Linked DNA regions of Homo sapiens: region 2 is linked to region 1. The links are chromatin loops, found by intact Hi-C in ENCODE. Cell type or tissue: heart left ventricle. All regions are shown on one strand.

The links. A loop is a pair of places that touch in the nucleus more often than their neighbours do. Peaks named below come from ENCODE experiments on the same cell type or tissue, not always from the same donor. Only the 100,000 strongest peaks of a DNase experiment are listed, where the experiment ranks them.
Region 2: it touches region 1 in a loop (1.9-fold over the local background); 10 of 110 quality-filtered maps call a loop at or near these places.

Annotation. Positions count from the first base shown.
Region 1 is chr13:97,565,904-97,573,903 of GRCh38, forward strand. The region is part of intron 3 of LOC105370324 (a long non-coding RNA gene); the gene reads right to left. Among named protein-coding and RNA genes, the nearest start is that of RAP2A, 140 kb to the left of the region's middle. In heart left ventricle, no CTCF peak of the experiment used is centred here; a DNase peak (open chromatin) is centred at 3,127; H3K4me3 peaks cover 367 bases.
Region 2 is chr13:97,441,623-97,449,622 of GRCh38, forward strand. The region is part of intron 1 of RAP2A (RAP2A, member of RAS oncogene family); the gene reads left to right. Among named protein-coding and RNA genes, the nearest start is that of RAP2A, 11 kb to the left of the region's middle. RefSeq lists an enhancer at 7,159-7,660. In heart left ventricle, no CTCF peak of the experiment used is centred here; no DNase peak of the experiment used is centred here.

The sequences.
Region 1 (8,000 bases):
ACCAAGTTTTTCCAGACAGAAAGGGTCCAATGACCTATTTCTGGTGACCAAGAGAAACATAAAAGCCTCAAAAACCTCAAACACAAAATACTCCCCACCCCCTACATACACACATGCTGCGATTTTGTAAAAATGTAATTCGTTGGCTGTTGGATTCGTTTTCTTGCTAAACAAAGGCTGCTCCCTGTTTCCTCATATGATGGGCATAATTACCAAAGTGATCCAAGTCTGCACATACTATTTTCCTTCCATTCACTGCAAGTCTGGAACAACAACAAGAGAAGTGACACTCCCAGAAGTGGAATTAACACACACCCCACATACTGCTTTCATGTCTCCTCTGGCTGCCACCTAAAACAGAGTTACAGATCCTGACCCTCCCCATCCTCAGACACAAGGATCACAATTGATCAAACATTGTGGCAGGTGATTGTTTGGAGGAAGACTGAGATAAATGTAAGCTTTTAAAAACAGCTGGTGTTCTTACTTGAATTAAGAGTTTCGAGATCAAGCTATGCGATAAAGAAGTGTAATCCCTGACCATCCCTCTGATCTGGATTCTTCTCTCTGCTACTATGGAATATTTGTCAGTGTCTACCATTTGAAGACTAGGAGGAGGAGAAGGGAACCCTCTGTCTTCCCTCAGATTTTCACTGCCACCTCCACCCCAGCATCTCAGCTGAAATCCACATCTGTTCACAGAAGCCTCCATACTTCCCCAAGTCTGCCCATACACAGGCTTCTGGAGAGATTAAGAAGTTTGACATGGAGAAAGGGTGGAACAAGATGGCCAAATAGAAGGCTCCACTGATCTTCCCCCTCACACGGATACCAATTTGACAAATAGGGTGACCTAGTATTTGCTAGCACAATAGGATGCACAATAGGTGACAAATCAAAAATAATTTAATTGTACATTTTTAAATAACTAAAAGAGTACAGTTGGATTGTTTGTAACACAAAGGATAAATACTTGAGGTAACAGAGACCCCATTTACCCTGATGTGATTATTACACCTTGTATGCTTGTACCAAAATATCCCATAATGCCCCATAAATATATATACCTATTATATACCAACAAAAATTAAAAATTTAAAACAAAAGTTTTCTAGGTACTCCAGGATGGTGATGGTGTTAATGAGCACTGGCTAACACAGGGGCAGGCTGAGGGTGAGGCAAGAAGCAGCTCAAATAGACCCTTTGCAATGGACTGCAGCGGAGCCACGTGGGGAGATGTGGCATTGGTTGTCCACTTACAGTTTTGCTTTTTGAGTGATTTTTATGGTCTCTGCAAGCCTTCTGCAAGGTTTCTTGGATGTGCTTTAAATATTTAACTAAGAAGTTAGTGCCTATCTCACCTAAATTGAAGCTGTGCAGGAAGACTGGTAGCAGTATGGCAAAGAGAACGATCTGCAAGAGAATGTTAGAGCCATCCAGAAAACAGGTGACTGGTGTCAACAGAGTGGATTTGTAGAACACATGAGCAGTTTTAAGGGAGTTGCAGAAATACCTGGGTTGAGACGCAACAAAGTCTGCCTGAAAAACTTTGCCTTGTAAAAGGAGTGGCCACTGAAGGACCAGAGATTCTCTTTGTCCCCATGGCAAGCTAAGAACTTGAGAAGACTTTGGCATACTGTGATCTTGCCATTTCAACTAGACCTCAGAGGATCTAATGGATTCTCATCAACAGCCAGCAGTTCACAGGCTACTTTCTGAAAACAACTGATTCACCAAAACTGAGCCCTAGAAGGCATAAGCATGTGTGGCCATCTCCTGTGGCAATGTCACAACCTGAAACAAACAAATAAAAAAAGCAGAGAGTCCATATGCCAAAGATCAAGGGTGCAGATGTATCCGGGCATTCCCATTGGGACCTTTATTGTGTGAGCCTGAGAAGGACAGTGAATGCAATGTATTATAGGTCCAAGGACAACCAAGCTACTGGATAAGAGAAAGGATGCTGGTCTGAGTGAGAATCTCAACTTCAAGCCCTTAATCAGAATATGCTCATCTAGTTCTGTCTCAGTTCCCCTGTTCATAATGGCAGAAGAGAGGCAAGGGACTCACAAGACAATCTGCAATGCTCTTTACAGCTTGATGACTCAAAGCAGGAGACAGAATTGTGGAAGGTGGTGCTGTGGTGTGAGCCCTAGGCTGGGTTCCCAGACCAGCCCACAGGGAAGCTTCTACCTCTGTTGCAACCAGGAAGTAAGGAATGAGGAAGCTGCCACCGCCCCTGCCACATTCCAGGACACACACCACCAGGGCTGCAGTCTAGGAATCGGGAGCCTGGAAGCATGAAGCTGCCACCACCACTGCAAACTGACTCTTTATACCCCTGGAGCTGGAGTGAAGAGGTTCATGTATTTATTCCCTGAATGATCATCAAAAACAATTTACCCAATCTGCCTGCAGTGAGGGCAGCTTCATCCACACAGGAAAAGAAACTGGGATTTGGGACATTTTTCAAAAGTGAACACAAAGAACGCATATGTTCTAGAAAAAGCACCAGACTAATTAAGTGAATGAGCTTTGAGAACAGACAGATCTGAGTACACAGACTGCCCCCACCAGATACCTGCCTCATTTTCCATATCAGTAAAGTGGGGGTAATAATTCTACCTATATTGCTCTGCTATGACAACAGTTACATGAGGTGATGCACATAGTGTACCTAGCACAGTGCTGGAAAAGGGTGCCAGCTATGCTCGGGCATCCAGCCACCTCCTTCTCCTGTGCCTTCCTGTATTGCAGACCCCTGTTGGATGACAGAGTTGGGAAGCTAAAAGCCACCACAGCTAGAGTTCTGCATGCCAATCAGGGTCTGTGTGGCAGATGCACTGTCATGCAATTTGGAAGGCAGAATCCAGGAGACGCCCAGCGCTGCTACTTCTGGCTTTCTGCTGGTAAGTAAGGTTGTGGAGATGTGGCATTTCTGCAGTGGTGTCCCACTGTCCAGACACTAACTCTAAGGGTGTCAAGAGGCAGTTTGCAGTGGTGGTGGCAGCTTCATGCTCCCAGCTTCCCAATTCCTGGACTGCAGCCATGGTGGTGTGTGTCCTGGAATGTGGCAGGGTCAGTGGCAGCTTCCTCATTCTCCCCTTCCTGGTTGGAACAGAGGTAGAGGCTTCCCTGGTGAGCTGGTCTGGAAGCCCAGCCTGGGGCTGGCCACCCCCACCACTTCCCATGATTGTGTGAGCACCACCTCCCGACACTAATCCCTTCCTGCTTAAAACACCAGGCATCTTCCAGATCCCTGCAGTGAACTCTGACAGTTATGCACCCCATGGAGCACAGGGTAAACTTCCAATACAACTTGGCTATGTCTACATTTTCAACTGAGGACCTACTATGTGCCAAGTCCTAATATACATATTGTTTTAACCCCCAATGATTCTGCCAGCTATGAATTTTTATGACTATTTGTATACATAAAGACGTTCAGTGATTTGCATAAGGTCACTCAACTAATAAATGACAGATGAGTGTGGCCGCAAAACTCATAAGAACACATAACAATCTTAGGACCGACAGAAGTAAAAACCTCTTTGTGTTTTTGCTTTTCTTTACTGATATCATATCAGAGTTCCTCCAGCGAATAAAAGGATCCTAGATGGCCCCTGGGGGCAATTAACTGCTTTTTGGAAGCTTTCAAACTAATGAATTATGAGATGCAAAAATCAATGGAGACTTACTTTAAAAAAGAAACAGCATCCATCATTAGTGATGTTAGAACCAGGTAACACAGAGTTCTCCAAAACTTTAAAGATGCAGACTGCAGCAACTCTGAGAATGGCTCCTACACCTTAGGTGACAGGCCATGTAATTAACCGAGGGCCCCCCTGTACCTCCCACAGCTGTGCCTGGCCAGTGAGTGATCCTCAGGGACGCCAAAGCAGCCGGTTTCTGGGAGACACTGGACTCTTCTGAAGGTTGATCTTGGCCCAAAGACTCCCCAGTAGCCTTACAAACCTTCCTTAAACTGCACAGCTGTTTCAAAACCACAGTGCTCCCACCTAACCTTCCCACCCTCTCCTCTTCCCTGGATCAGGCTTACAGGGCGAGCCGAAACTCTCGCAGCCTTTTCTGATACTCTTCATCTTCTCTCACACGGTAGTGTCCGCTAATGGAATCTTGGCACATTTAACGCCGTTTTGCCATCTGCCTCCCATAAAGCCTGGACTAACACATGGAATTCAGCACTATCGTCTACCCTCCCACTCACAAAACAAGAATTACATTGTATTTTACAATATAAAATGCATGAACACATTTAATGTACTCAGACTCATGTCCAAAACATGAGAGAGAATGTTCTTTAGCACTAAAACTGTTCACCACTACCTGAAGAGCTAAGGAGCTAGTTTTCTTACCAAAAAGAAAAAAGGCGGGGGGAGGGGTGGTGGCGGGTAGAGGGCATTTAAAATAACATCTGAGAGAAGACTATTTAACTCCCAAAACAACTAGATTCCACTGAAATAACAAACAGAAGTAGAATTGCTAAATCCATCTCTTCTCAGAGAAGAAAAGCACATATTTGCTTTTGCTCCAGAGATTTTTTTAATACAGTATTTAATGGGAAGGCTGAGTTTGTAGGGCAGTTAAATCACAGGAGACCCAGAGAACCAAATACTTCACTCTGTGCTTCATCCGACTTTCCCAGTAGCTCTCCGCTGGCCATTATGCCTCATAGAATGCATTCTAATGGCTTAAAATGACAGTGTTTTGTTTACAAAATGGCTCCATTCCTCAAGGAACCCAAGAGCCTGTGCACTGTAACAGGGCTATTGATAGAAAATAAACTGCACAGTGTGACAGAAGCTGGTCCCACCTTCCTGCCCTGTTATCCATTTTGAGGTCAAACGTATCAGCTCAGAAGTAAGGCCTGAGGGGGCACAGCCAAACATCCCTAAGAGAACTGAGCAAAGAGCTCAGGAAGGTGAACTGAGGGCCAACATCCTGGCACCGATACCAAGGAGAGGATTTGACCCAAGTGTTCACTAAATATTCTGACCTTGAGAGGCAAGTCCTGGAATCATGTGGATTTGCTCTGTCTGCTGAATTTTAAAATGTCAGTCTTAGACTAGAGCTTTAGCAGGGGACTCAGCAGCCTCTCTCCTTTCTGTTTCTAATGCCAAAAAAAAAAAAATACTAAACGCAAATATGATCTAAAACAAGGAAGAGGGTCTGTTTTCTGTAAGAGGCAGAATTTATAAGCTTAGAACAATAAGCGAAATATTAGTCCTTAAATTAGTAAATTCCACTTTGATCTTCTATGAGTGAGAGGAAGAGTTTTGCAAGGGAGAGTTGTAAGGAATTCTCTAGAAACAACAGGCCCTGAAATAGGGTAACTTAAGGTGGTATGTCTTTGTTACTTTTACATATTGCACAAATGACCCATCCAGCCTTGGATAATCACTGTATCCTCACTTTGAGAACTTCCAGAGTAGTGACTCAGTCATCAGTTTTTTTAGTACTCGGCCATATTTTAGTCAACTTCAATAAATAAATGAGTACAGGTTTTTCGAGGGTTAAAACAGTGAATATTTTTTATATCTAAGGCTTTTGAATATGTGTGTATGTGTGTGTGTGTGTGTGCATATATATATTTCATTCATATATTTCATTCATATATATACATATATATGTATATATGTATATATATGTATATATATGTATATATATGTATATATATGTGTATATATATGTATATATATGTGTGTATATATGTATATGTGTGTATATATATATGTATATATATATGTGTGTATATATATGTATATATATATGTGTGTATATATATATGTATATATATATATATATGTATATATGAATGAAATCCCTTAATGGACATAGTGGAATATTAGCCTTAAAAAGGAAAGAAATTATGATAACGTGCTACAACAGAGATGAACTTTGAAGACATAATGCTAAACAAAATTAGCCAGACACAAAAAGACAAATACTGGATGATTCCACTTATATGAGGTATCCAGAGTAGTCAAATTCATAGAAACAAAGTGGAATAGTGGTTACCAGGGTCTGGGAGGCAGGGGAATGGGGAGTTGTTTAATGGGTATAGTTTCAGTTTTGCAAGATTAAAATGTTCTAGAGATTGGTTGCCCAACAATATGAATATACTTAACACTTCTAAACTGTGCACTTAAAAATGGCTAAGATGGTAACCATGTTATGTGTATTTTACCACAATTAAAAAAATGTCTGGCTAGGTGCAGTGGCCCATGCCTATAATCCCAGTGCTTTGGGAGGCCGAGGAAGGAGGATTGCTTGAGGCCAGGAGTTCAAGACCAGCCTGGGCAACACAGTGAGACCTCATCTCTACAGAATTAAAAAAAAAAAATTAGCCAGATGTGGTGGTGCATACCTGTAGTCCCTGCTACTCGTGAGGCTGAAGCAGGAAGATTACTTGACCACAGGAGTTTGAGGCTGCAGTGAGCTGACTACACCACTGCATTCTGGCCTGGACATCAGAGGGAGAACCCGTCTCAAAAAAAAAAAAAAAAAAAAAAAAATGGCTGGGCGCAGTGGCTCACGCCTGTAATCCCAGCACTTTGGGAGGCTGAGGTGGGTGGATCACGAGGTCAGGTGTTCGAGACCAGCCTGACCAATATGGTGAAACCCAGTCTCCACTAAAAATAGAAAAAATTAGCCAGGTGTGGTGGTGCACACCTGTAATCCCAGCTACTCAGGAGGCTGAAGCAGGAGAATCGCTTGAACCCAGGAGGCAGAGGTTGCAGTGAGCTGAGATCACACCACTGCATTCCAGCCTGGGCGACAGAGCAAGACTCCATCTCAAAAAAAAAAAAAAAAAAAACCTTACTATATTAAAGGGTTTACTGACAGATTGCATTTTTCTTCAGAGTCTGTTAGCAATGTCAAAAACATTACTAAAATCACAACAGAAATTCACAAAGCCCAGGAATTACATTTGTTCATATTTGGTGGGGAAAAAATCCTAGTAAAAACTGAACTTGACTGGGGCAGTTCCTATTACTTAATCCAAGGGTTCTGAGTAAGGCAAAGGATTTCTGAAGGAGAAAAAAATGTCAGAAAGATACTAGCTAGCCAGCCCCAAAGCAGTTCTTCCTGGGAATTTCTCTGATTTCTTTTTCAGCTAGCCCACCCACCACACCAAGTATCTCCACCAGATCATCAGGAGAGACAAATGATTCCTCCTCTTATCTCTTAACCAAATGTCCTACTGGTGACCTGAGAGTATCTGCATTTGCAACACATAATAAATGCTTGCTTGGCTAAAAGGGATTAGTAACTCTGACATCATGAACAAAGGACCACACCAGGGAACCATCTGGAATTTGGTAAATCACTACATAGACGGAATGACATTAATTCCAGGGCTTATTTGAGGCTTAATGTCCAAAAACTACTAAGCTATTAATTAGAGAAAATGAAATCCTTTTACACACAAAGCATGCCATTGTGGTATGTATTATGGTCTGGTATATATGTTGGTCCCTCACCAACCCTGGGGACTTCTATCTTGAAAACTATCGTAATTGGCAAAATCAGCCCTGGTCAATATCAGGCTTGCAGAGAAAATAGGGGATTAAGAGGGAGAAAATAAAAATGGTATTTCATATATTTTTTAAAGCAAAGGTTTGAGAAAATAGCAAATTATTTCTTTCCTTTATTTTACTGAATTCTTCTGTACCAAAGCAATGCATGCTTATAACAAGGACAGTGGAGCTATGTAAAGATAGTTAAGAGTCTCCCCCTCCATGCTTCTAATCTCAGTATCCTGAGATAACCAATATTAAGTTTTATAAGTACTCTCCCACAACTTTCCTTATGTTTATACACATATATGTAAATATATTTAAGGATATACAGGATAAATATATATGGAATATATCTCCTATATATGAGATAAAGGTGTACATATTATATAGGATTTTGCTTTAACAAAACTAATGTTACCACTACTTAGTAGTTTATTTCATTTAATAATAACACTA
Region 2 (8,000 bases), 120 kb before region 1:
TCATTGTCTTTAGAACCTTACTGCCTAGGGGAGCATGTATGCCTTACTCTGGGGTTTTCTTTGCTTCTGTTTTGATTTTTCCCTGTTTTCTGTTTCTCTCCATCTATTCTTACCTACTGTTTTTTTACACACTTATATTTTTCAGGCCTATGTTGTAAAAAGAGTTTTAAGTACTCTAAGTTTTTTTGGAGTAATAAGAGTTTGAATACGAGCAGACTTTCAAACAAGGTAAAACTGATGGTGACTGAATAGTTACTAAAGGAAATGTATAGATATTGTGTTTATGTAGGAAATTTATCTTGAAATTTTAATGGTGTGCAGAAATATGCCATATATTATATATTGCCATTTCATTTGTTACTTTGACACTTGTGGTTCATATCATTAAAAATTATTCTCAGCCTGACAGAGAGAAGTTTAATTTCTTAAACATCCTTTCTGCTTTACCAGATCAAACTCAGCCTTTTAGTAGAGTAATATCAATAATAGTAATGCTGTAATTGTGGACATCTGCATTTCAGTCAAGTATGTTAAATAAAGCATAAATATATTAGTAAAATTTAAAGTAATCAAAATAACTAAAAACAATATTTGAAGATTCTAATACATAATCTAGCTAAGATTTTGTCATGGTATGTATTAAATTCTTTCTCTGGCATAATTGTATAGATGGGGATTTGTTTTTGTTTTTTATTTCTCTAATACATTTAAGATTTTAAAACATACCAAAATTTATATTTAGGGAGAAATAAGGTGACTTATAATTTTTATTTTTAAATTGTTATCTGTCAAAAAGCCAAATATTGGAAAAAATTAATAACTATCTCTATTTTTATAGATCCACTCAGCAGGGGATTTCACATTTTCTTAACCAGGGCCCTCAGTAAGAAGTACATTTTATATTGTGACTTAGTGCACACATAGGAATAAATACATCTAGCCGAAATCAACATTTCATAAGACAGTAAACTTGCTATGTTGCTTGTATTACTTTTTCTATTTATTTTTTTCTATTTTATTTCGTTGTTTTTAAGTGCTTTTCATGACCCACCAAATTGATTTTATCACACATAGCTTGGAAACTGCTATCCTAGGACATTTTTACTCTAAGAAAACTAAATGTAACTATCTGTTTAATATTTCATCTTCTCTCTCCTGCTTTTCTGGTTCCCAGCAATGCTGTGTAAGATTACGAAAATGAAGTACTTCCCAATGTGAGTTAGTAAATACTACCTGTAATTCAGAGAAAGATAGCATTTAGTCACTGAACAAAAAGATATAGCATATCTTTTGAGAAAGCATTTATCTCTGTTGTGCATATTAGAAATATGAGAATGTATTTCTCATGTAATGTTGTTCATTCTAGTAATTCAAGATAACTTTTGCCTTGTGAAAACTTAGAACAGAGAAAGGGAGGTTGTGGTAGTATTCAGACTTGAATACATGAGTGCGGGATTATCTATTTCAAGAACAGTTGCTGAGGAGGTTCAGAAAACTCAAAATAGAGGTCTGCTGCATCTATCCAGGATAACACTGATTCACCTCTCCCTGTAAGACAGTAAAACTATAAATATCTTAAAATCACTTAGTAAAGTTACCCAAGAGAAACATTGAAAAACCTTTATTTAAAACATTTAGGAGTGTTCTCATGCTTTCCTGACCCTTAGAAATTAATAATTCAAATGTGGAAATACTATATTAATAATTCAATGCATATTAGTATTTTCTCTACTAAGTATCTTTACAGCTCTCTCTCTGTAAATGAAATCTTAGAGTATTTTAAGAGACAGGGTCTTGTTCTGTTGCCCAGGCTGGAGTGCAGCGGCGCCATCAGAGCTTACTGCAGCCTCTAACTCCTGGGCTCAAGCAACCCTTCTGCCTCAGCCATCTGAATAGCTAGGACTACAGAGCAGGCACCACCGCATCCAAGTAATTCTTTAAAAATTTTTTCTAGAGATGGGATCTTGTTATTTTGCCCAGGCTGGTCTCAAACTCCTGGCCTCAAGTGTTCCGACTACCTCAACTGCCCAAAGCACTGGGATTACAGGCCTGAGCCACTGCCCCTGGTCCTAAATTAATTCATCTTTAGGTTTCCAATGAACATTATGAATACTGTATGTATTATAATTCTCGAATGGAGTATTTTATTGTATATACTTATCTTCTCATCCATGAAGACAGCGAATGTTAATCTCATTAAAGCTGAGATCCAGCACTTATTAGTTATGTAATTAGGAGCAAGTTGACATTCCTTGCATTTTAATTTCCTCATTTGTAATATGAGTATGATGTAGTAACTCGTGAGATAACGAACGTAAAGTGTTTCTTTACATAGTGAACCTAAAATATTAATAATAAAGTTTCACCAAGAATCACAGAAATAGGAATGAAACCCAGCCTTTTATCTGTATACTGCCACGTGACTTCTTAGGAATTAGGCTCAATTGTCTTACTATATTGAGATGAATTATATACCTAGTATAGTATAACATTTCTGTTTTTCCCATTGCTTTCTCCTCTGTGTTTTAAGTGCTCTAACACTACGTTATAGAACTTATAGCATAGACCTTGAGTGCTTTGTGTTTTTGCCTTCCCCTAGAGACCTAAATATATTGGCTATAAATGGTGGCGGTAAATTTTTTGACTCATGAGGAATTGTGATGATTTTTAGTACACATATTTTAAATATTAATATGTGACATAAAAAGCAATCAGCATATTAGTATTTGTTAACACTTCTCTTTTTAAAAAAGTTAATAATGACAGTAGACCTCTTTATGAATACCAAATATGCATGGGGTGAAGATAATTTTAACAGTCTTTATGGCTAGTTATATATAGTAACATGCTGGCATAGCTTTTTAATAATCAAATTGAGAAAAGTTTTGTCTTTGTATAAAAGTCATCACTATCAACTAATATCATTTAAGCCACCTCATTTGCATAGCATTGCCTTGGGCATTATACAGAATAAGAACAAGATACTATCTTTGTCCTTCTGGTGTGCCAAAATGTCCTATAAATGGGTATATATTTTGCAGTATTGAGTTATACAGAAATATATTTTTAAAGACACTTTCATTTCTAAGTTTCAAAATATTTTTGCACCAAAAACATTGCTCTTATTAGGCCACCTTTTCTAAGGAAGTTTTTATTCATTTTATGGAAATTCAGAATTTTGTCTACAAGACTAATGACAACAATTGTATATTTATATATAATCGCCTTTTTGTATATGTCTTAGTCTCTTCAGGCTGCTATAACAAAATTCCTTCGACTGTGTAATTTATAAACAATAGAAATGTATTGCTGACAGTTCTAGATGCCAGGAAATCCAAAGTCAAGACACCAGCAAAATTCGTGTCACAAATGGTGCCTCTTGCTGCATCTTCATATGGTGTAAAGGGCAAAATGGCTCCCACAAACCTCCTTTATAAGGGCACTAATCCCATTCATGAGGGTGGAGCCATCATGACCGAATCACTTCCTAAAGTCCCCACCTCTTCATTCTATCACATTGGGGATTAAATTTCAACATATGAATTTTAGGGAGACAAGCATTCAGACCACAGCAGTATATTTAGTACATTTTTATCCTCCCTATCTAAAATATAATTTCTCCTTCCCTCAATGATCCACTTACACTCCACTGCTTTCTTTTTCTACTTCGTGAACCAACAGTCCCAACAAACTTTGACAATCAGTAATGTTGACTGGTAAAGTGAAGCACTGAAATCCTATTGTTAAGTAGCCACATACATACATACATGCATACATACATAGATACATGAAAGCTAACCAGAAAATGAACTAAACTTAATTATTTTTAGTTTATTTTTTATGAGCAAGTGATGAGAAAATAATTTCTAATGGTTAATCCAGTTTATGCATAATACCAATGATATAAAACTTTTTTACAATGGTCTAGCATTAAGGAACTATAATGTTTGCATAAACCCTATGTCTGTTCTTGCTGGATGGTCAACTAGTTTTGGAGTGCTGTTACCTTTATTGAAGAAGGATGTAAACAGAGCATTATCTCAATAGGTGCAGCTGCTGTGTGGAGCTCTGTGCAGGGAGAGTCCCCCAGCTGTGTGTGAGCTCAGTCATGGGAATACTGTGATCCACCAGCAGCATTTGTCCTGAGAGAGGCAGCCAGGATGTTGTATGTTTACCATCCCTGCTGAACAAATCAGTATCTTAATTATGGTAGGATGCCTCCCAGAGGTATATACATTTTAAAAGGCTACTCTTGATGACAGAAAATGTTTATTCCTAAGGCCACCCTGAGCACATCATCTGGTTTTATTGAAGGAAATACTTGTACATTTATGGAGGGAAGGAAATTTATTTTATTGCTTGCATCAGCATATCCTACTAAGTAATGAGTCCTGAAGCTTTTCTTTATAGGCCACAGTGAGTGGCTTCTTAACAATCACATATCTATTTTCCTTTGAATAAGTACCATTGCTTCAATCTATTCCCTTTTCTCCAAAGGTGACTGTATGTCTCTTTTATCTGGGACAGTTCAGGTCTATGCTTGTTGTTCTCTACATTTATTTACAGTACCCCTTTCCATCTTGAAAGTATCTCAGTGTGGGCAATAAATTTTATGGTCACTATAGACTGTTACCTCAAACTCTCTCTTTTTTTTTAAATCATGACAATTCAAATCCCATTTGTGCATATATTTTTGAGATACCTTGTTTAAATAAACAGTATCTTTCTTTGACCTGGCCAGCTTCCTTTTTTAAAGCTTTTGTTAATTTGGGTAAACAAATCCTCATGAACTGGAAATGTTGCTCAGTTTTGAAAGATGACATCTTTTTTACTAAATGCTCTTGATTAAAGATGGCTGCAGATTCTTTGACACAACTTCCATTGAGAAGTAGGATCTGTTTCCTCTCCCTTTGAGTCTGTGCTGCCTGTTAAGACTGTGTTGATCCATAGAGTATGCTGGAAGTGATAACCAAGCCAGTTTGGGGCCTAATCTCTGAGAAGACTAACAGCTTCCGCCTTACTTTCTTGAAGCCCTGAGCTACCACATAGGAAGTCCAGCTATGCTGCTGGAAAATTCACGGAGAGGCCCGGAGGCTAGATAGAGAGGAGGAGGGAGCTCCCTTCCAGCCATTCCTACCAACGTGCCAGGCCTCAAGTGAGGCCATCTTTGACTCGCCAGCCCAGCCTTGCTCACTATAACTAAAGACCTCTGAGTGGCCCCAGTCAATATGATGTAGAACAGAAGAACTGCCCAACTGAGTTCTGCCCAAATTGTTGACCCACAGCATCATGCAATATAGTAAAATGGCTATTTTAAGCCCCTAAGTTTTGGGATAGTTTTATGCAGCAGTAGTTATCTGGAACAATAACACATTTTTAGATAAACATGTTATTTTAGAAATTATTTTGGTAAGAGTACTATTGATCCTTTTGGTTTCTTTGTGAAGATCTTTAAAAAAAATTTATTGAAGATGATTGAATAAATTTTAACTCTTAAAATAACAGCAAATTTATGGAGCACCTACCAACTGCCCTTGCAATTGATCTACCCGATGTCATTTGACCACTCTCACCCATGCATGATTAACTGTACTTTGAAGATCACATTTAATCGTATTAAGAATGTAGTGTATTATGGCTTAATTTCAGCAGAAAATTCAAATGTATGTATGTGCCCTTTGCAACTGTTTATACTCATAGTCTGAACTGCCGTCTCCCCCTTCACTCTACCCACAGGGTGTACTGTTTATAAAAGTAATTGATGTAAACCATCTAATTTCTGTTGATGAAGAAAGAGTCTATTATTTGGTGGTGCTCTGCCTCAATTTTGATATCTAGCACCTGACACATAGAAAATATCTAGTAAATATTTGTTGAATTTATAAGTAAAGATCCCTGCATTCTGTATTTTGACAGTTTCCCTCCAGATCCCAGATCTCTGGAGACCCCTTATGCATCAAATCAATTTAAGCATTTCAGTGTCTAACACAAGGCATGATAAAGAAAAATAATAAAGCATTTTAGATAGTGTACATCCAAAAATGCGTTTTTAGCCTGGTGGCCATGGACATGTTTGCATTGATTTTGTGACATTTTTGTTACTCCAGACACCATGGACTACTTAAGGAAAGTGTCAGATTTGAAGACCATCACTTCATTATCTCATTCTACTTTGTGTGTCTATAAGTGTCAAGAACTGATTCCAGCACTGGGGATACAGCTGCATATAAAACATTCATTGCCCTTGCCTTCCTCAGGTCCCAGATGTAACTTTAAAGGTAGCACACCTGGCTTCAGGCAGAAACAAGACTTTAGCTCAAAACTCCTTATACTACTCAGAGTTCTTGGGTTTTTTTTTTTTTTCTTTTTTCTTTTTTTATTAACCCACCTTGTCTTAGCTAGGCCTTCAGAGCCATGGTTCACAGCTAGTGACTTGACTTAGTATTTACTGCAGGAAGATGAACAGAATAAGGAAAGCTACTTCTGTTTGGAAAAGATGGTATTAGATATTAGAGGGAAAGGTATCTATCCTGTTTTTCTCAAATCTTTTCCACAAGAATAATGGTTTTCAGACTAGATGGTTAGTTTTGGCCATCCTTGGCCAGAGGAATGGAAGCCAGAGATAGGAGATAAAACATAAATAACAGTTTTGGTACATTTTTACAGCTATATCACCATTAAGATTCTAGAACTGCCTTACTAACAGACGATTTGAGAGAACTTAGAGAAGGATAATTCTCATTTCTGTAGTATTTTACAATATCCACAGTACTTATTAATTCACGTATGGCTGTAGGGCGGGAGGCTGTAAAACAGGCTGATTGCCCAAGTGTGGTGTGTAACACCACACTAAGCTGTTAGTAAAGTCATCATCATCATCTTCCTTAACATTACACCTAAGTATCAATTAATGTTTGTTTCACAAATAAGGAACCTGAGGCTCAGAAAGCTCATGACGTATCCAAGGAGGCAGAGCTGGGACTTATTTCTAGGTCCTCTAACTCTAGATCCAGCTCTCTCTTGTGGTACACTTCATCTTAATTTTCCCCAGTGACCAAATTGTGGTTGGCCTGGACTGTTAATCTAGAAATAATTTACCCAGAAAAAAACTCAGGTTCGCTCACTTGATGAGTAACAAAGAACTCCCCATGAGAATGTGGGTTTTGATCAATAGGAGTTTTATTACTTGGTGCTAGGAAGTAGGACACTGTAAGGATTCTTCAAGGCACTGCCTCCCTAAGGAAAAGCAACAGGAGGGCTTTATGGGGCAATGGAGAGGAGAGAAGGGTGCAGCCTTGAATATGGAGGAGGGATCCCAGGTGCACAGATGCAGTGAGCCATCATGCCAGCACATAGGTCGCATGTTATGGTAATGAAGCTGTTGCCTCTCCCACAGTGGAGACTTTAGCATAGTAAGTTGCAGGGGTCTGTCAGGAGCTAGTTTAAGCCAACAAAGTGACCGCATTCCACACAGGCTGTAGGGCAGGAGGTTGTAAAACAGGCTGATTGCCCAAGTTGATGAAATTCCTATAAACCCTGGAAACCTCCTTGTCTGCTTACAGATAGGCTTTTAGCTAGTCGCTGTAGATCTGCTACATATTTTTATGGGATAGTTGGTTGGGGGAATCACTGAAAAAGCAATGTTTTAAGGTAATTATTACGGAAGTAGCATAGGATAGAGTAGAAGAGTGAGAAATTGGAGGCAAGACCAGTTAGGAGACTGTTGCAGTGTCTTAGGTATGAGTTACTTTGGAAATGAAAGCGTTTTTGTAGTGGGAGTGAAAATGATGGGACAGATTTCCTCACATCCAGTAATTCCTGTTCTGTCCATCCCTGTAATCACTACTGGACTAGACCTGTTGTTGCGGCCTCTCATTACACCTGATCATGCTTAGAGACTATTGGACACTCTGTTGCTTACCATCCACTCTCCCTTGCCCCACAGTGAATTCTTAAAACTATCTTTCTGACTTCTTTCATTTCAGTGTTGGCTTGAACCC